Regions from separate parts of the Homo sapiens genome. Here region 1 is linked to region 2. Evidence: read pairs that join two places in POLR2A ChIA-PET (ENCODE). Cell type or tissue: MCF 10A. All regions are shown on one strand. Links, peaks and the distances in the headings refer to the core of each region. The heading gives the core; the rest is flanking DNA. Region 1 has its middle 24 kb from the start of IFIT2. Region 2 holds the start of IFIT1 (interferon induced protein with tetratricopeptide repeats 1).

Region 1 (11,399 bases), core at 2,371-10,370, 110 kb before region 2:
TACAGATTCTTTCACCATCCAGGTATTAAGCGTAGTACCCATTAGTTATTTTTCCTGATCCTCTCCCTCCTCCCACCCCCTGCCCTCCAGTAAGCTCCAATGTGCATTGTTCCCCTCTATGTGTCCATGTGTTCTCATCATTTAGCTCCCTCTTATAAGTGAGAACATGCGGTATTTGGTTTTCTGTTCCTGTGTTAGTTTGCTAAGGATAATGGCCTCCAGCTCCATCCTTGTCCCTGCAAAAGACATGATCACATTCCTTTTTATTGCTGCGTAGTATTCCATAGTGTATGTGTACAACATTTTCTTTATCTAATCTATCATAGGGGCATTTAGGTTGATTCCATGTCTTTTCTATTGTGAATAGTGCTGCAATGAACATATACGTGCATGTGTCTTTATAATAGAATGATTTATACTCCTCTGGGTACATACCCGGTAATGGGATTGTTGGGTTGAATGGTATTTCTGCCTTTAGGTCTTTGGGGAATCACCACACTGTCTTCCACAATGGCTGAACTAATTTACACTCCCACCAACAGTGTAAAAGTGTTCCTTTCTCTCTACAACCTCGCCAGCATCTATTATTTTTGGACGTTTTATTAACAGCCATTGTGACTGGCGTGAGATGATATTTCATTGTGGTTTTAATTTGCATTTCTCTAATGAACAGTAATGTTGAGCTTTTTTCACTTGATTGTTGTCTGCATGTATGTCTTCTTTTGAGAAGTGTTTGTTCATGTCCTTTGCCCACTTTTTAATGGAGTTGTTTTTTTCTTATAAATGTGTTCCTTACAGATGCTGGATATTAGACCTTTGTCAGCTGCATAGATTGCAAAAAGTTTCTCCCATTCTGTAGGTTGTCTGGTCACTCTGAAGATAGGTAAAAGAAAGAAGTTATAAACACTAGCTACAACCTTGTGCCCTGTCTTAGAAATGAAGACTAAACAGTTAACATCAGAATTCCTCTTTTGGTGGAGGGGAGGGAAGCATAAGGAATTCCTTTCTATTTTTCTCTTTGTTTTTTGTAAAAGAAATTAACTTGATACATTTTCTAGAGTCAGAGTAGAACATATTGTCCCTCATTATAGGAGGAAGATGAGAGGATGAGCTGAGTGTCCTCTGGAAAAATGGAAATGGAGTCAGAGGTAGGGGTTGCTGGATGAGCCAGAGGAAGCATTTGTGGCACTATGTGTGACTGTTTTGGGGGTACTGGGAAGTTAATATCACATCTGGATCAACACAAGTGGCATAAACACAGTGTCAATGTAGCAGGAGCTCAGGAGACCAGGAGCACTGGAACCCAATTTACCTAGGCTTCTGTAAAGCATCAACAAAGGCTCTGAGAAAACAGAGCTGATGGTTAAGAACATTTTGACACCCTGGAAAGTGTTGTGCTGAGAAAAATATTGTGAATTGGGGAGCTGTGAGGAGCCTGCTAGGGAAAGAAGAATCACAACTGACAGGACAGTACTCATAATCTAGTCAAAGGTTTTAGCCGATGTAAAGACAGATAACATGTGTGGGTATTCATTGAGATATTCCTGAGCTGTAGGTCATTTACAGCAAGAAGGCAGATTTGAAATAAAACCAGGTATTTTATTGGGCCTCATTTCTTCAAGATGCTCTGTGAACATGAAGAATTCATAGGGCCAGAGAGCAAAGGTTAACACACTACAGCTCGTGGGCTGAAACCAGTCTGCCACCTGTTTTTGTAAATAAAGTTTTATTGGAATTTGTATTGTCTATGACTGCTTTTACACTACTTTTACAGCACAGTTGAGTAGTTGATACATAGACCATACTGCCCACAAAGCCGAAGAAAATATTTACTATTTAGCTCTTAACAGAAAAAGTTTGCCACTGCCACTATAGAACAGCATTATAGACATAAGTCACATTCCTGGGATCCATGAGACACATAAAACTATAGGAACTACTGGAGTTTGTGTGCCAGTGGCCCTTGGACAAAAGTGCAGAAGCTCACTGGGGGATTTTTTGGTTATTTGAAATGATTTAACATTTCCTGTGAGATATAATTTAATTAAGTAATAATAAAGGTCTAAAGTAGAGCAAAGGATTGCTTTCTATTGTCTCTTTTAAAGAACACAGGAAACTCACCTTTTAATGTCCAAATGATAAAGAAAAACTTATATGTGGGTATCAACATTATCAATCATTTGGAGATGATTAGAGAAAAAACAGATTACCTCAATGGAGAGGAGCAGTGACGGGGTATGTGTACGGTGCCTGAGTCCAGACAGTCTTTTGTGTTGGATACAACTCTGCTCAGTTCTGAAAGGCAGCCCAGAAGTTAAAGAAAGAGACTGTTGGGTTGAACATCTGAGAAACTAGGACACATCATGTCTTTATAGTGATTTGATTAAAATATAAAGGATTTTTTTGGAAAATGCTTTTGACTGATGTCTGTCCCTTAGTATCCTGGGCTCACTGACCCTATAAACAATCCCGTTTATTGCTGCTGAAATCTAGCAGGTTGAGAGGAATTTTCCCTAATCCTTGAACAATGACAAGAGACTAGGGATAAGGATGGCCACCAGAACTCCCAGCAGGTACTGGAATTTCCGTGTCTGATGGGTGGGAGGTGACCTCTGTTGAGACAGACTTTATTGGAGTTTTCTTCCTCCTATAACACACAAAGATGCAGAATGAATTAATTTGTTGATGCTGCTGCATTATTAGAAGAGGCTTCTGGTGCTATGACTTCTGCCATCATTGCAGAAGTCAAGAATGCATTTTATTCTTTAATGTTTTCTTAAAATGAAAAGGCATTCTATCTTAAGAGACACTGCCAAAAGGCTCACATGACAGTGTCTGAGCTAGGTAAAGAAGTAGAGTTGAAACTGTCGGGGCTTTATAATAAATAATGTCTCAACTCAGCTAGGCTGAACTGTGTTTCCCAGAATTTCCTCGTGTTTTCAGTCAGGATGAGTCAGTAGACATTTTTGCATGTGATTTAGAGGGTGGAAAAGAAGCAACTATTTAGCCTTTTTATGCTTGGAACGTTCAAGCAGGTGTGTTTGTGAACCACAGAATACTATGGCCCATCTCCTGGGTTAACTCCTTGGTGTACCAGACCTGCAACTACTCCAACTTCCCCTGAATCCTCCTTCAGCATCTCTGAATCCTGGGCCAGGTGTGTAGTTAGCTCCATGATGAAGGGCTCCTGCTTCTCCTGCAGGAGGGGTTAGAGGCAGTGAGAGCTGACTTGGGTTCTAGTCCGTATTTGTGGAACTGCAGCTCGTGGTTGTGGTTCCAGCCTGTCCTTGTCCTGCCCACTGGACATTCATCCATCTTCCCATTTTTTCCACCTGCCTTATGTACTTGAAGCTTCAGTACCAGACATGAAATCAAGAGCCTTACAGAACCGGCTTGGCCAGCTCCCACAATTGCATAAGATCAAATACCCAAAAGAAACGTGTATATCCCTTCCAGTGGCTCTGCCTCTGTTGCTGGATCCTGACTAATACACAATCAGAGATATCGAGTGAAACTGGGATTAGAAAACTAGTGATCTACTTTCATTTCTGCCAATTCTGGCTCTGTCGTTTTGTGAAAATTATTTTACTTTTTTAAGCCTCAGTTTTTTTAAAGTATATGCCTTTTACCAAATGATCCTCTCAAATTTCATTCCAGCTCTAGGGCTATCAGGTGACTTGATGATTGTATGTCCAGATATACCAGATGCTTCATAAATAACTTTCTAACTGCAGTGTATGGAGATTATGTTATGATTGCATCTATTTTAATACTATCTTTGATGCTGAAGTACATAGCTTGTGTGAGAATAATGCCAGCTCAGTTCACAGTACAACCTTTCTACTCCATAGTATAATTTTGTAGAGGATGCTAAGCTTTAAAAGGTAGAGTTGTAAAAGGTAGGCTCTGGATAGGGCTGGGTCTAGATAGGTAAGGTAAGCAAGGCACTTAATGCACATTAAGAAGACACTCACTCTCACGTCTTGCAAATGTGTGGTCAGCACTTGAACTACCTGCAGAGTAAGTATCTCCTTAAATTTTATGCCCTAGGCCCTCACTCACTTCACCCTCATCCAAGTCCTGATTTCTAGAGCCAGACTGCTAGGTTTGAAGCAAAGATCTTCTACTTGCAAGTGTGATTGTAGTTACAGCCTCTGTTATTTTGTTATACCAGCCTGAGCTAAGACATTTCTCAACTTTTTCCAGAAACTCAATTAGCAGCCAGGCTCTTTAACAGCAGATAGACACAAATTCAAAAGTATCACACCACATTATGTTCCACATACAGTATTGGTTAACTATAATACACCAAGTAATGGCATTGCCCTATCTTGAGATATCTTTATGGATTAGAGGGGAACATTTTAAAATAAGAGCTGTAAAACTGTACTGTTGTAGAGCCTTAGATGATCAAATGACCTTAACCAAGTTTCTGATTAGTTTAACAGTATCGTTGGAAGAGACTTATTTTTCTGTCTACCAAACTGTAAGGCATTTGAGGGTAGGATCCATCTAATAATAATAACATATGCCAGTTATTTAATATTTAGTGGCTGCAAAGTGTTATTCTAAGTGGTTTGCATGTATAAAGTCATTTAATCCTGACAACTCCATTAGATTTTTAATTGAAAATTAGAATATCAATTAATTAATAATTACCATTATTATTCCCATTTGATAGATGAGGAAACTGCAACAGAAATACTAAATAATGGCTAGAGGAGCTAGCGAGTGGCAGGTCTGAGGTCGAACGAAGGCAGCCTAGCCCCCAGAGCCCTGTCTCGACCCTCCATCTCATTCACTGCTGAATCCCTAGTACTCACCCCAGAGCTCATCAGTTGGCTTCACTAAATGTTTATTGAATATATACCTAATGGCTGTTTTTATTAGATGAATGCCAAACCCAGTCACATAAACTTACTGTGTATTAAAAGAAGGAAGTATCCAGGAAATGGGGGTGAAAATGTCATTTAGAAACAGAGGAGGAAAGTGATGGAAGAATAAAGCCTGCATGCAGTAGGAAGGTTCGCTGGGAGTGGAGTGGCTGCAATACGAGAGGAAATAGCGTTACTGCATTTCTGCATTACTGCATTTTTACTTACAAGTGTGCGATCTTATACAAGTTATGTAATCCTTTTGAGTCTGCTTTCTCGTATTTAAAAAGCAGATAATCACAATATATATCATAAAGCTGTTTCAGAGGTTAAACACATATTTTAAGTAAAACACCTAAGAGGGTTACTGGCACATCGGTAGGGATCAATAAATGTTAGCTATCTTTAGTTTTACTTGCATTATACGCAGAACATTAGAGGCATGGAACAGTGTCTGACACATGGTTGAAATTCAATATATATTGACTGAGTGAATTAATGAATGAATAAAGATGGATCCATAAAGATAAATGGATGGCTAGATGGACAAAGTATGTTTTCTGAGTTCAGCTTCCCTAAAAAATACAGAGAATACAGAAAACAACCACTGAAAAATTATTGGCAATTATCTCTATATTGGAGGAAACAATTTAGAACAACCTCTGCTGGTCATGATTGGGTTCAGGGATATGACTGGATTGGAGGCAGTAAGGTGACTTCTTTCATTCATCTTCCAAGAAAACAAAGTACTACTATATTTGAACTTACCTGGTAACTTTTACTCTATGTTGTTGTCGTTGTTTTCAAAAATAAACAAACCCCTCCCCACTCTTTCCTTTCTCTTGTTTTCATTTGTGTTTTTTTAAGTGTTTCGTGCTCACTTACCTAAATTACAAAGGTAACTTGGAAACACAGGGGTCTACATAATACGAGGTATAAGGGATTATGTACTGCCATTGTGAGAACCCCTCATACAATCCTGCCTTTTTTCTTTAGTTTCCCTCTTTTTGATCAGATTATGCTCCTGGTGTAAATCAGGCTCAGGACCAAGAGCCCTGGTGGGACCAGCAAGAGGGACACAGCAGGAAAAAGAAGAACAATTCCTACCAAAGCATGTTACTAAGTTTCTTTCTCTCAGGAAGTAATAACAGGAATGTTTTCATTTTCTCAGTTCTAATGATTTCATACTGAAAGAGAAAAAATAAGTCACAAGACCAGTGATCTCCATGGCTGGATTGGCTCCAAGAGAAAAAATCCATGACAAGAATAGCTGGGAGTTGAGTCACTGTGCCCAGAAGTTCTGCAAACATGATTCAGGAGGTAATTCTCTCTGCTTTAGTGTAGCAGGAAGGTGTGGAGAAGGGTCCACTAACATGTATTAACAGCGTGCAGTTTGCCAGGCACCATCCCTGAGGCTTTTCTTGGTTTAGCTGATTTAATCCTTACAATAAACATCTGTGATAGGAAGCAGAGGGAAAGAGAGGTTAAGCAAGTTCCCCAGGGCCACACAACTAAAATGCTGCTCTATTTTGCTTCAGACCTGGAAGACCTGGCAATGTTATCTTAGTTTGGAATATTAACCAAAAATATAAAATTACAAAGACAGGCTCCAAATAGTTCTTTATGCTTTGGAAAAGTAAGAAGTCTCATAAAATATAATTGAATTGTGAAAAATGTAAAATCTTCAGTCTAGGTTAAAAAAAGTAATTATGGAAGAACACAAAATATATATTACTTACATATGTGTTATAGTAATATTATTTACATATGTTTATATTTTAAAATATGTAATATAAAATTACTTTTATATATAGTATAATTAAAAGAATGTACATGGTCTAAATATATTTTGATAAAAATAATATATAGTCTTCTTTCATATGCACACACACACAGAGACATATATATAATGGAAACATACAGAATGGTAACAGGTTTTTACCAACAATTGCTTGTAGCTAATGTAGAACATACTTGAGAAAATGGCTTCTGTGAAAGACCAGTTAGTACCAAAATAATCTGGCCCAGAAAAATAGCCACCATTCTTGACTACATTAATAGAAATAGAATAACCCCCAAAGGGAGATGAGAAGCATTCTAAAGTGCACTGATCATGAGTTTCTATGTGATGATTTGTGTCCATTTGGAGCTCCAGTGCTTTAAAGCTGAAATGAACCCTGGCCTTTCACCACCCTCCCTGCCCATAGTATGGTATATCCTCTTATTCCTTCCCTCTTAGCTTACTGAGAGTGTAATTTCCAACCAGTTAAGCCAAAGAGGACTATTTTCTAGAAAAGGAGAGAGAGAATGAATTAGCAGATAAATGAAGAGTGTGAGGGAGGCCTTTGGTGGTCCTAGGGTTGGAAGAGAGTTTTGGAGAAGCATTCAGGGATTTGCTTTCTACCAGGTGGCAGAATATAGGGAAAGATGGGAGTGTAAGGGGTTTGCATTTATGGAAGGATTCCAGATTTCTAAATGTATTGGCAGGAGCCAAGTTCCTGTCATGACCCTTGATTGGAGACCAGGGCTTCGAGCCAAACCACAAGGGATGATAGAGAACAATTGATAGAAAAATTCATTCATTTCCTGAGAAAGTAATAGGAAAATATAAACCCACAAACAAAAAGTGACCTTCCCATGCTCCCAGAGGGGTAACAGAATTGACAGTGGAAGGAGGGATTTTCCAGCCTAAACCTGGCCTATACACACTGTACTTAAGTAAGGAAGTGGGAAATGGTAGCCAAGTGTGAATTAAATAGCAACTCAACACCATTTTGGACAAAAAATGGGGCCAGGATTTAAGACATGGTGTGAAGCATCTGGTCAATTTCTTTGACCTGGAAATTCTAATTTCCGGAATGCATCGTATTGAAAAACCCACACAATTGTACAAAGACGGACATACAGTGATATTCACTTCAACATTGTTTGTAATAGTGATAATCTGAAAATGACTTAAATGTCCAGCAAAAATACATTAATTAAACATTAAAATATGCCTATTAAATGTTGTCCTTGAAAAAAAATAGCAAGATTATAAGTACTGACATGGAGAGATACCCAAGATTTATCATTGAATTGAAAACCACAGCTACAAAACAACATGGATGGGGAGTGATTAAAGCACATTATGATCCAAGTTTAACTTCAGACTTTTATTTTGTTTATACTGATGAATTTATAATATATAGATTTTTATTTTTATAATTAGAAAACATATGCAAAAAATTTAAGGGTATCAATGTGTAGCAAAGAAAAAAACAAAAGGAAGAATCTCCCTCCATAGTCAGGTAAAAAGTGAACGTGCTCTCAGGCAAACAGGAAAGGTTCCTTGAGACACTAGAAGGCAGGGGAGGGGTCTCCTGGGTACATTCTCCCTTCGCCTCCCACTGCCTCGCCTGGCGTTAAACACAGCTGGATTACATTTCTGCTTTCAGAAGTTTGCACTCAGAGTGACGGTCTCTCCTAGGAGGGGACCCTCAATTCTAATTTTGTGATCTGCCATCTCCAAACACTGTCCCCATTTTAAGTTGGTCCCAGCTTCACCCATTCATCTCCAGTCAGAGTTTCTCATGTTGGTTCTGCTGATTTCTGCTACTTTTGACCGTAGCCCATATTTATGTGTCGGTTGGAAGTCTGAAGTTTTCTTCACCATCTGGTTTCACTAAAGATAGAATGTGTGAGGATGTTTTATCTGATGCCTTCTTCCTCGTTATTATTCCAAAGTAGAAATTTCTGACTAAGCTGCTCCAGTGTTTTTTAATGGTATCATTTCTGAAGTTGGTTTCAATGGCCAATTTTGGAATTCATGGCTGAATATTAATTCTGTTTACCTCTTTGCATTCCAGCTATTATAATCCCAATTTACCCTAAAGAAACTCTTGCCTCAGATATTATAGGTGAAAAGTCTTAAACAAAGAAGTACAAGAAGAAAAAGCACGTTAATATATTTCCAACTATGGTCATGCCACAGAGGAAATAATAAATAACTTTGGTTTTAAAAACAGTGGCTATTTATGATTTTAAAAAGAAGGCAAATATTTGTCTGTTAAGTATTTGCAACTCTTGAGAAGGATTCCCTCCTTGACCAAACTTTAGGCAGGTTCCTTTTTAGTCAGAGCCCTCTTCTTGACTAGGCCTCAACATGGCTCTCATCCTTCTCCTTCAGAGACCAGTTTTAGCAAAGAATCCTGCTGAGCCACTTTATCAAGAATGCCCCCCCACCCTGATATACAATTAAGTACTTCTTTCCCAGGCCTTGATATCTAAGCAAGTTCTTTTTAGTAATTTTCCATCCACTCCTTCATCCGGCCTGTTGACTACAAATCCACACTTGTTGTATTCAGTGTTGAGTTTAGTCTTTCTCCCATATTGCAATAGTCTGTCTCTCTCATTGTAATAGTCTTGAAAAAAAATAAAAGTCTCTCTTGACATTTTAACAGGTGCCCACTGCAAAATTTATCTTTAACTCCACAAGGTTGCTATCAATACTCAACACTTTACAGATGTGGAAACTAAGGCTCCAATAGATCAAGTAATTATCCAAGGTCAAACCACTGGTAAGTGGTAGGAACAGATGTGAACTCAAGCACTGATATTCCAGAAACCAAACAAACACTTCGCTACTGCACTTTTTGTCTGACTTTCTCAGCTCAATAGTTTGTGAAAACATCTCAGTTTGGAACCAGTTTAGGTCATAAATGCCAGTTTTAGGGAAAGTATTAGGCAGGATGTATGATGATGGTATTTGGCAATAAGCCACACTATTGGGGTATGAAATCCAGTCCTCTGGCATGAACATCATAGGGCCAGCTACTGAGAACTATACATACTATCCCTACTTAGTGTTCCTGGCTGAGATATTCAACCCTGGCTCTTGGTTCTCCATCAGAATAAACAGTTATGGTACTATTAGAGTTTTCCCTTTAGTGTTCCATGTGCATTCACATGCAGGGTCTACACTGTTGCTGTTGATGAGGCAAGAGTTAATCAACTTTACTCTTCTCATTCCACAGAGATGGAAACCAAGGCACAGAACTACTGTGACTTTCCCAGAACCTCAGACCTAGACTGGTTTGCACCTTGAACTTGATTCCAGGATATGGATTCATGAAATGTTAGTCATCATATTTCATACTGAGAAAGGTCCTGGAAGGATCATCCAGACCAACGATTTTTATTTCTCTGAGCATAAAACTGAGACCTGTTTTATGATTTATCTAATATCACAAACAGTTGGTGACAGAAGTAGGAAATACAGCTGAGGCCAAAACTCATTCTGAACAGCAAATGAAAACAGATACTTTTGGCCGGGCATGGTGGCTCATGCGTGTAATCTCAGCACTTTGGGAGGCTGAGGCAGGCAGATTACCTGAGATTGAGAGTTTGAGACCAGCCTGACCAACATGGAGAAACCCCGTCTCTGCTAAAAATACAAAAAAATTAGCCGGGCATGGTGGTGCATGCCTATAATCCCAGCTACTCAGGAGGCTGAGGCAGGAGAATCGCTTGAACCCAGGAGGCAGAGGTTGCGGTGAGCCGAGATCGTGCCATTGCACTCCAGCCTGGGTAACAAGAGCGAAACTCCGTCTCAAAAAAATAAAAAAAAAAGAAAGAAAGAAAACAGATACTTTCATCGAATCCATTATGTGCCAGGCACTATTCTAAGAGCTTCACAACAAGCCTATGAAATAGGTGCTACCACTCTTTACAGATGAAGAACGGATGCAAGTTCACACAAGCAGTGCATTTCAGAGTTGAAATCAGAAACTATATAGTTTAGATCCAGAGACTTGCTGCACTTAAGGAACACACTGAACAAGGGAAGTTCTAGAATTGGGCAGACCTGGACTTCTGTCCTTGGGCATATCACTTAAGTTCTCTGAATCTTCTCTTACTCATCTGTTAAATGGCCATATTTCACATGAGTGTAAAATGGAGTAAATTAGGTAAGTCCTATAAAGCCCTGAGCAAAAATTCTCAATCAATATTAGTGTTGAATTAAGTTTCACTTAAAGCTGCCTCCTTGCATATTTTAAGTTCACCCTGACAGTTTTTCTGTACATAGTAAACTATAACCTAACTGGATGTGTAAACAGACTGTAACCTACTCCTGTGCCACTCACAGTTTTGGCCAATCAAAGGTGGCCAACCATTCAAACCATGTTAAAATAAGGCAAATGCTGGGCTGTAACCAACACTTCCATTTCTGTACCTCACTTCTGTTTTTTATAGGTCATTTTCCTTTTTCTGTCCATAAATCTTCTACCAGGCAGCTGCACCGGAGTCTCTCTGAGGCCACTCTGGCTCGGAAGTCTGCCTGATTGGTGAATAATTCTTTGCTCAATTAAACTCTACTAAATTTAATTTGTCTAAGGTTTTTCTTTTAACATTAGCTACTGATGTCACTATTAATATTAGCTAGTGATGACAACAGTTCTCCGGAATCCACCCTAGTCCTGTGGTCATTTTTAGATTTCTGGTTCTCTGACCACTACATTGCTAATCCTCCTTCTAGTAAATTTT
Region 2 (10,852 bases), core at 2,853-10,852:
GGAGAGTGGGGAGGCAGGGGAGTGGAGTCATTTAGATGACACCTGGAAAGCACAGGAGTAACACCTTTTTCAACTTTGTTGATAGTAAACAAAGAACGTACTTATTCAATTTAACCAGAGGAAACTACTATTGACTTTTCCCTGTAAACAAGGTGTGATTCAGGCTCACCTGGCCTCTGAATTCCTTACTTGTAACTGCCACAGAGCTTCTTGTAGGGGAGATTTGCCTCCATTCATGGAATTAATCTAAATGAGACATCTGAGGACATATCTCTACTAATTAGAAAACACAGAGACAATGTTCTTCTAACTGGACAACTCTAAGCTTTTGGTTTGGCTCAGTTCTGTAATTGTTAGTAAACTGACAACTATTTGCTCCTTAGCTACTGGTTACTCTTGGCAAAAAGAAGTAACAAGAGATTTACAGTCCTCTTGGCTGAATTCATCACAAATAAAATAAAATTACTCAGCTAGTTAGTAAGTTGTCAGGAAATTAGGTTTTATTGAATCAAATTCATTCATTAATTAATATTGAAACCTTCCCACCACTCCAGGTACTGGAACCAAAACCTTTTGCAACTGCATCTACTTAATAGAGTTTATGAGTCTGTGGGTATATGAGTGTGTGTGTGTGTGTGTGTGTGTGTGAGAGAGAGAGAGAGTGTGTGTGTGTTTGGATAAGCACCAAGTAAGTCTTAAAACTATTTTAGGCTGGGCGCCGTGGCTCACGCCTGTAATCCCAGCACTTTGGGAGGCCGAGGTGGGCAGATCATGGGGTCAGGAGATCGAGACCATCCTGGCTAACACAGTGAAACCCCGCCTCTACTAAAAATACAAAAAATTAGCCGGGCGTGGTGGCGGGCGCCTATAGTCCCAGCTACTCGGGAGGCTGAGGCAGGACAATGGCGTGAACCCAGGAGGTGGAGCTTGCAGTGAGCCGAGAGATCCCGCCACTGTACTCCAGTCTGGGTGACAGAGCAAGACTCCGTCTCAAAAAAAAAAAAAAAAAAATCTATTTTAACAACATCAATTCACCATACCCTGGGAACATAAGAGGGAATCAATAAACAATTATGGATTCATTGGCTGAATATCATCTAAAGTGCTGCTTTTATCAGTGGCTTCTACATGCAATATGGGCCAGCGAAGAAGAGAGAAAAAATTGGAGGGTATATAAAACTTATCTACCTGCTTGTATTAAAATGAAAACAGTGGATGGATAAATGAAATTTTGTAATGGTTACCAATAAGAAAGAGAGGAAAAGGAAAGGGACAGCAATAGGAGCCAGACTTCTCTGTGTTTGTTTTTGCAACCATGTCAATATTTTGCCTAATTATAAAACCAAATTTATATTTAGAAAAGCAATCCACATATGTAAGCTAAATGTTTTATCAATTAATTGTACTGAAGGCCCTTTTATGCAAAAGAAAATATAAAATAAATGGATGGGTGGATAGAGAAATGAGTGGATGAATAGATATGTAATAAGGTAAATATAGTAAAATGTTAACTGTAGAATCTAGTTATACAAGTGTTCATTGTAAAATACTCTCAACTTTTCTCTCTGCTTGACCATGTATAATAATAAAATGTTTGGATAAAAAGGGCAAATAGCAGTATCTAAAAAGTACAGCAAACTGAGACAAATTATCCAAAATATGTAGGGAATGGTGGATAAAATCACATAGGAAGGAAGGATTCCAAGTGATTTTTAAGTGCGCTGTAATTTGACTCTACATTTTTAATAGGATATAGCTTATAAACAAAACTAACATGGAAAAAAATTCTTTTTTTTTTGAGACAGTGTCTCGCTCTGTCACCCAGGCTGGAGTGCAGTGGCATGATCTCAGCTCACTGCAATCTCCGCCTCCTGGGTTCAAGTGATTCTCCTGCCTCCGCCTCCTGAGTAGCTGGGATTACAGGTGGGTGCCACCACACCCAGCTAATTTTTGTATTTTCAGTAGAGACAGGGTTTTGCCATGTTGGCCAGCATGGTCTCGAACCCCTGACCTCAGGTGATCCGCCCATCTTGGCCTCCCACAGTGCTGGGATTACAGGTGTGAATCACCGCGCCTGGCCGAAAAAAATTCTTAAACTCTACTTAGCACCATTCTGGAGGTGTTTTGTTAATTTTGTTATTCAGAGACGGTTGTTGGTGTATTATATAATAGATCACATGAATAATTAAACTGGCATCACTTAGAAAAGGAATGTTTAGTTTGGGAGGAAAAATATGTACGTAAGATTTTTTATGTTAAGTAAAAAAATCCAGTGTACCTGGGTTTGTAAGATTCATGTCATATTTTATCTTCAAAATATATACACAGTATCCATGTCATCTTCCTGGTTTTAATATTGTACTACAGCTATATAAGATGTCACTATTTGGGGAATTTGGATGAAAAGTACACAGGATCTTTTCTGAAATTTCTTGTGTCTATAGTTGTTTCAAAATATGCCTGAAATGTAAAAAAAAAAAAAAAATGAGCTAATAAAAATTCTAGTAGTACTTGAATAGGTTGCAGTAAACCAAACTGTGGGTCAAGGTGGGCTGAGTGATATCATGGGCTGAGAGGTCTCTTGAAGTTTCATGAGAAGATATGTAAATCATCAAATCATTTGCAACGAAGAATTTCTGGAGTCCAAGTCCTCTCTCCATGGATGCGACTGGAAGTAGTTTAGGAAAAATCTCAGAAGCCAAGAAAATAGTTTTCATACAGTGGTCAGAACACTGAGAATTACATTCCTCAGAAAATAGGCTATAGCTAAAAATATCTTTGTGATTGAATACATTCAAAAGAGTATATAACATGTAATTAGCAGAGATATTCCAATTGTTAAATGTTAAATTATAAATTAAAAAGAGAAATATCTAGAAACCTGACTTTTATAATTAAATGAAAAACGTGAGGAAAATCAAAGATGCAGGAACATGGAAATGGATTGATCGATTCAGTCAAGCCTTTGGTTTTTATGATTCTAGCATGAAAGCATCTTGTGTGTCTTTCATGTCACTACAATGCCTTCATTTAACTATGATTACCAAAAAACAAGTACAGTAGCAACTTCTGCAGTACAAACTGATGGAAAGGACTGCTGAGGAGACAGAGAAGCCCAAGGAAGTAGTACCACCTAGGGGCTGAATTTGTTTCTAACAAGAAATCAGCTTTTCATTAGGTAACCAGATCACTAGATCCTATTCTACCTGGCCATTAGCAAGCTGATAAGAGATTTTAGACTACAAGAGATGACCCTGGAAAAGACAGGGGAAATTTCTATGGAGCCCATTCCTTAATAAGTTGTGATTGGATATTTGAGACCCTTCAGCAGAAATGGCTTAGCATTTGTCCATATTATCATATTATAATTTTTAAAAAATACACTCAGAATAACATTCTTTTTCCATATCATCCTGTGAATGAAGAAGAGACTAAGGAATTCATTACCCATTGTGTAGGTGAGGAAACAAGGCATTGAGTCGTAAAATACTGAATCTGGGCCTCACAGAACAGGAAGTGGGTCCAGGGATTGAGTCCCATATCTCTCAGTCAGAGAATTTCAGACATACAATAGACATTAGGGATAATTGAGGCCCTGGTTCCCGGCTCAGGGCGCAGGTCTACATCAAAATCACCTGAAGATTTCTTTCTTTTTTTTTTTTTTTTTTTTTTTGAGATGGAGTTTCACTCTTGTTGCCCAGGCTGGAGTGCAATGAAATGGCACGATCTCGGCTCACCACAACCTCCACCTCCCGGGTTCAAGCGATTCTCCTGCCTCAGCCTCCCGAGTAGCTGGGATTACAGGCATGTGCCACCACGCCCGGCTAATTATGTATTTTTAGTAGAGACGGGGTTTCTCCATGTTAGTCAGGCTGGTCTCGAACTCCCAACCTCAGGTGATCCGCCCGTCTTGTCCTCCCAAAATGCTGGGATTACAGGCGTGAGCCACTGTGCCCAGGCTGAAGATTTCTTTTTAATACTGAGCCAGAGGCCTGTACCTAAGTATATGTTCAATTGTTCTGGAATGGGCATAGTTAGCATTATTTTTGAGATTTACCTGGCTGATTCTAATGTGCAGTGAGGGTTGAGATCTGCCAACCTATTCCAAATGACTTCTCAGCTGAGGAAATTGAGATTCATAGAGGTGAAGCAGTTTATCATAACTGGTCAGTCCCTTGCAGAGCCCAGCTTAGACTCCTGGGAATGAACTCACAACCTAGTGCTGAAATTTCATTTTCTAAATGTTTGATCCTCTCTGGTTCCCATTTTCTTTTTTATCTGTAAACACACACACACACGCGCGCGATTGGCTTTTCTTTCCTTAATGCTGTTCTATCCTGTGTCCCTCATGGGTTTGTTTAGCCCAAAGAGACACTAAGCAAGATTCTGAATACCTAATCAGCCTGGGCCATAGCCCCGTAGAACCAAGACTGCTGCCAAATTCACAGCAATGGCAAGATAAACTTTTTGTTCATATCTCTGCATGCTATCTAGTGCATTGGCAAATTGAAAACCCATTTTTTCCCATAAGAATTCCAAAGACATCTTGCTCCCCAAAAGATGTTTTCTAATTCATCTGTTTCAGCATTTGCTTATGGCCTGATCATGTATCTGAGTGCAAGACAAAACCTGTCCTATTAATTCAGAAATTCTTATTTGTGTAGAACTTTCTAACTAGTTGTTGAACTCTCTGTGGAAGCTTACAGAATTGGTGAGAGCTGACATGGGAGATGAGTCTGGCAGGGAGTTGAGCAGAAACTGTTTAGATCTGGCAGTGTGCCCAGTTAAGTGTTTCCAAAAGGAAAATACTCTTGCACCTGCTCCTCTTCTGCTTCTTATGTTAAAAGACAAAGTAGGTAGGTTTTTTTAAAGGAAACATTGTTTTTATATATTGTTATGATTATTTGAGACAGGGGCTCACTCTGTTGCCCAGGCTGGAGTGCAGTGGTGTGACCATGGCTCACTGCAGCCTCTACCTCCTGGGCTCAAGTGAGCCTCCCACCTCAGCCTCCTGAGTAGCTGAGACCACAGACACACACCACCACACCCAGCTTTTTTTTTCAGTTTTTTTGTAGAGTTGGGGTCTCCCTATGTTGTCCAGGCTGGTCTACAATTCCTGGGCTCAAGTGATCCTCCCGCCTTGCCTTCCAAAATACTGGGACTTACAGGCCTGAGCCAATGCACCCGGACAACAATTTTTTATTTTTTATTTATTTATTTTTTTAGACGGAGTCTCGCTCTGTCACCAGACTGGAGTACAGTGGTGTGATCTCGGCTCACTGCAACCTCTGCCTCCCAGGTTCAAGCAATTCCCCTGCCTCAGCCTCTCGAGTAGGTGGGACTACAGGTGCACACCACCACACCCAGCTAATTTTTTGTATTTTAGTAGAGAGGGGGTTTCACCATGTTGGCCACGATGGTCTCCATCTCCTGACCTTGTCATCCGCCCACCTTGGCCTCCCAAAGTGCTGGGACTACAGGCATGAGCCACCGCACCCAGCCAAGAATCATTATTTTTAACTTGATGACTGAAAATAATAATAATAATAGTTACCACTTATTTGCATGCTTCTATGTGCCAGGTAGTTGCTAACTATTTAAACTCAAATTCCATGAACTGTAGTGGAGGTTGTACTGGAATTTGATTCAGAATGACAGTGTCCATGATGGAGCAATAGAGGGCTCTCTATTTCAAACCATACCTCCTTGCTTTTACCTCCTGCCTAAGTCATCAGGGGTTAGAAGGCTTTCTAGGTATTGGTCTCTTTCCTTCATTCCTAAACCAGATTGGTTGCTTATTTCCGTCAAGCTGAAACCAAAAGTAAGCAACCAAAAAGCAACCAGCAACCAAAAGCCTTGTTACTCAATTAATTAAGAGTAGATTTTTATATTTGATAGTAGGTTCCTTCTAAATATAGAAACTGAAAATAGAGCTATCTCCTTCAATTCTCCTTTTTCTGTGTATTCATCCAGAATCCAGCCACCAACTGCCACAATAGGCAGCAATGGACTGATGTTCTTTAGGGAGGACGTGAATCTCGTTCCAAATGCTGGCCAGTCATTGGGTTTCTGCAGCACTAGAAACATCTATGGTTGCAGGTCTGCAGTTTATCTGTTTTAAAATAGAAACAAAGTTTCATTCCCCACCCCCCCCCGTCAGCAGGAATTCCGCTAGCTTTAGTTTCACTTTCCCCTTTCGGTTTCCCTAGGTTTCCAACTTGCAAGGACACACCCACAGCTTACACCATTGGCTGCTGTTTAGCTCCCTTATATAACACTGTCTTGGGGTTTAAACGTAACTGAAAATCCACAAGACAGAATAGCCAGATCTCAGAGGAGCCTGGCTAAGCAAAACCCTGCAGAACGGCTGCCTAATTTACAGCAACCATGAGGTAAGGATTTCTTTGCTCCTCTGCCATAATGTCTAAAGTTTTTGAAAAAATGGTAATTAAATACTATTTCAACAGGTTAGATCTCAGTGAGGTCAGGTTTTCTAATTCCTCGATTTGAGTATCTGCTTATGGACTGAATGTGTGCATGCATGTGTGTGCACGTTCACACATACATAAATTGTTTAATGCATTTTTATGTTTGTTAGCATGAACTTGAGGAAGCTTACCTCATGCTATAGCCCAAAGAAGGGGAGGGAAATGGGAAAAGAGTTTTGCAGGAAGGGAGAAAATGATCCCAATCTGAGAGATTCTTTCCCATCAGATTCACTTCTGTCTGATATGGGGAAGGAATGGACAGCTTGTCTGAGTAGAGGCATTGCTTTCTGCAGGTTCTTTACCACAGAGAAAAAGCAGGACCCACAAGAATGTGAAAGCCTCAGTCTTGCAGCCTCTCTGATGTCTTGTGGGTAATACAGTGGAGATGTGGTAGGAAAAGCTCACAGCCTTCCTCCATAGGCTTCTGGTCTCACTTTCTGCACTGCTGGCCTCTTACAACAGGTTTTCGCAATCAGGCTGAGCTTAAGATAAACAGATTGCCTCCTCCCTGGAAAATCTAGGCTCTTGGTACGTCCTTGACTGAAGATGATCCACATCTGCTTGGGAAGATCCGTATCTTCCTTACCTAAAGGGCCTAATGTGGGAATTTCTCAGCTGATTTAAAAACCATTACTTAGGCCGGGCAAGGGGGCTCATGCTTGTAATCCCAGCACTTTGGGAGGCCAAGGTGAGCAGATCGCCTGAGGTCAGGAGTTGGAGCCCATCCTGGCCAACATGGTGAAACCCCATCTCTACTAAAAATACAAAAATTTGGGCATGGTGGCACATGCCTGTAGTCCCAGCTACTTGGGAGGCTGAGGCAGGAGAATCACTTGAACCTGGGAGGCGTAAGTTGCAGTGAGCTGAGATTGTACCACTGCACTCCAGCCTGGGCAACAGAGCGAGACTCCGTCTCAAAAACAAACAAACAAACAAAAAATCCATTACTTAATACTGATTTGTAAATTTTCCCCTCAGTGCTCCAGTTGGCAAAATTTTGAAGAGGTAAAAATTCCAGAAAATGCACATTACAGGCCTATGATGAACCCTCCTCTGTAAACAGATGGAGTTGGTACTGATAATTAAAATAATAATAATATTAAATGTTATAAAGGTAGTTATCACTTCTTGAATTCGTATTAAGTGACAGCCTGGCTTCTAAAAGTGTTATGTAAATTATTCCATTTAATTCTCAAAAGATACTTATAAGGCAGGTACTTACACAGTCATGCATCGTGTAACAATGGGGATACACTCTGAGAAATGCAGCTGTTAGGCAATTTCATCATTATGCAAACATCAAACCTAGACGGTATAGCCTACTACACACCTAGGCTATAAACCTGTGCAGCATGTTACTGTACTGAATACTGTAGGCAACTGCAATACAATGGCAAGTATTTGTTTATCTAAACATATTTAAACATAGAGTACAGCAAAATTGTGGCATTAAAATCTTATAGGACCACCACCAAATATGTGGTCCTTTGTGGACTAAAATATCATTATGCAGTGCATGGCTGTATGATCCTGATTTTACAATAAGGAATCTTAGATTTAGAAATGTTAAGATCACACAGACAATAAGTGGTAGCTTTGAGATATGGATCAGGATCTCTACATTCAATGATATTTCATTAAACCTTTAAATCAATGTTTCCCAAAGGGTGTCAGTGGGGGCTCATGTGATTATTTCAGATGGCAAACTCATTTGCTTTTATGTTTTCCTGCTTTTATGTTTATGTCAATATGTACTACAGGAAAATATATATATATATATATATATATATATATATATATATATATATATATATAAAACTTGAATTTTATTCAGGTTAGCAATGTGATTTTTTATTGTGATAAAATACATGTAAAATAAAATTTATCATTTTAATTACTTTAAAGTATACAATTTAGTAGTATTTAGTATATTCATGATACTACTGTGCAATCATCATCACTATCTAGTTCAAGAACATTTTTCTCGCTATGTGGAGAAACTGCATAGCCATTAAGCAGTCACTCCCTACTTGCCTCTTTCCCCAGGCCCCAGCAACTGTTAATCTGCTTTCTGTCTCTATGGATTTGCCTATTGTGGGTATTTCATATAAATGGAAACACATACTATGTGGTTATATTGAATTTTTATAATTTTATATTTCCTAAGCATCCCTTTTTGAATATTAAGTTGGACTTTCTCATTCCAGAAGCAGGGCTCAGTCACCCTTGAGACAATTTCTAGTTCTCCACCTTTTTCCAGTTCCTCAATGTGATTGATCCAGATATCTGCTTTATATAACTACCTCCTGGTGACCACTTCCCTATAGCATAGCAGGGTATGACCTATTTGACTTGCCCCCACTGACCCCACCCCCACCCCACATGGACCAGGCAGATGTGCTGCAGTGACCACCTCTCAGTCACAGCATGACCCCTTGGCAAAATTGCACCTGCTTGCTCTAAACCCACCAAATAGAACTCTCCACAGGAAACCCACCTAGGTAACGCCCTGGCCTCCCATAAAGGCTTGGGCCCACATTCCCCACTCGCTGGTTGAGCAGGCATGTCCTCAATGGCTCCCCCTTTCCCATTGGCCCTGCAAGGCATATTACCCTCTTCTCTCTGGATCTGTAAGTAATAAGCTGCTTCTGTTATTTCACATACTATTTTTTTCAATTGCCTCCTTTGTATTTCACCTGACCAACACACTCAAACTCTTCTTTACTGGTCATGGCTTTCCGAGAGAGTGGCTGTCTCAGTAGAAATAAACTAAACACAGGTCAGGCAAGAACCACAAGGGCATCTGCCTGATATAAACAAGTTTCCTATAAAAGGGGACACCTAGACATAGATCAGACGCTTAGGCATTAGGCTGTTCATCAAAATAAAGAAGTATCCCAAGAAAGGCACATTGTAAATATCCATGACCAAATACCCTGAAGCTCTTTCAAGGCAGGGCTGTAGATTGTAGCCACTCTCACAGGAGAGACCTCAAGACAAAATTAGGAAAAAAAAAAATACAACAGTGACCTTTTGGATCAGTTTTTTTCATTTAGTGTAGTGTTGTCAAGGTTTATCCATGTTGTGTCATGTATCAGTACTTCATTCCTTTTTATGGCTACATAATATTCCACTTTATGGATATATTACATTTTTTTATCTATCAGTTGGTGAACATTTGGGTTGTTTCCATTTTTTGGCCATTATGAATAGTGCTGCTATCAACATCTGTGTGCAAGTTTTTATTTGAACACCTGTTTTTAAGTATCTTAAGTATATATCCAGATGTGGAACATCCAGGAATGTATACCCAGGAATGTGTCATATGGTAATATTATGTTTAACTTATTGAGGAACCACCACATTGTTTTCCACAGCAGCTGCATCATTTTACATTCCCACCAGCAATGTATGAGGGTTTCAATTTCTCCACATCCTTATTGCCTTAGTCCTTTTTGTGTTGCTATAGAAGAATAAGCAACAATTTCTAAGGCTGGGCAATTTCTAAAGAAAAAAGGTTTATTTAGCTCACAGTTCCGCAGCCCATACAAGAAGTATGGTGCTGGCATCTTCTCAGCTTCTGGTGAGGGCTTTGGTGCTGTGTCAAAACACACTGGAGAAGGTCAAAGGGGAAGCACATACAAAGAGGGTCTAAACCCAGGGGGCATCCTCACATTATAACAACCCATTCTCAAAGGATTAATCCATTCCCCCAAGAACCAATCCAGTCTCACAAGAATGAGAATTCACTCACTACTACTAGAATGGCACCAGGTCATTCACGAGAGACCTACCTCTATGATCCAAACACATCCCACTAGACCCTACCTCCAAAATTGTGACACTAGAGATCAAATTTCCGTAGATTTGGTGGGGACAATCAAACTGTATCCAAACCATAGCACTTGTCAATACTTGTTCACCTATTCTCCTTTTCTAAAATTATTATTGTAGCCAACTTACTGGGTGAGAAGTGATAGCTCATGGTTTTGGTTAGCATTTTTCTAGTAGCTAATGATGTTGAGCATCTTTTCATGTGTTTGCTAGTCCTTTGTGATTCTTCTTTGGAGAATTGTCTACTCAAGTCCTTTGCCCATTTTTAAATTGGGTTGCTTATCTTTTTGTTGATGAGCTGTAAATATACTTACATATATTTCTCCATACATGAGTAATCACATACATACAAATATATAAGGATTTGGTTCTTTATAAAATAGGGTCGTGTTTTGGACACTTCTTTACAATTCACTTTTCTTGATATATATGAAAGTCCATCAAACTCAAGTAGTTTTGATCTAATTCATGTAGTCTAGTGGCTACATAATATTCTATGGTATAGATATACCTTTATTTAACCGTTCCCT

The links. ChIA-PET counts read pairs that join two places held together with the same protein. Peaks named below come from ENCODE experiments on the same cell type or tissue, not always from the same donor. Only the 100,000 strongest peaks of a DNase experiment are listed, where the experiment ranks them.
Region 1: POLR2A ChIA-PET joins it to region 2 with 10 read pairs; 14 of 35 experiments call an interaction of 5 or more read pairs at or near these places.

The regions. Positions count from the first base shown.
Region 1 is chr10:89,272,175-89,283,573 of GRCh38, forward strand. It overlaps a transcript of LIPA not described here. Among named protein-coding and RNA genes, the nearest start is that of IFIT2, 24 kb to the right of the region's middle. In MCF 10A, for the core only: no CTCF peak of the experiment used is centred there; DNase peaks (open chromatin) are centred at 6,177 and 7,407.
Region 2 is chr10:89,386,326-89,397,177 of GRCh38, forward strand. It overlaps IFIT1 (interferon induced protein with tetratricopeptide repeats 1), which reads left to right and starts at 6,298. Exons shown (of 2, transcript NM_001548.5): 1 at 6,298-6,392. The coding sequence starts at 6,388. It also overlaps a transcript of LIPA not described here. RefSeq lists a silencer at 5,133-5,294 and enhancers at 5,847-5,896, 6,127-6,176, 6,978-7,027. In MCF 10A, for the core only: a CTCF peak has its summit at 3,138 (motif pointing left); a DNase peak (open chromatin) is centred at 6,216.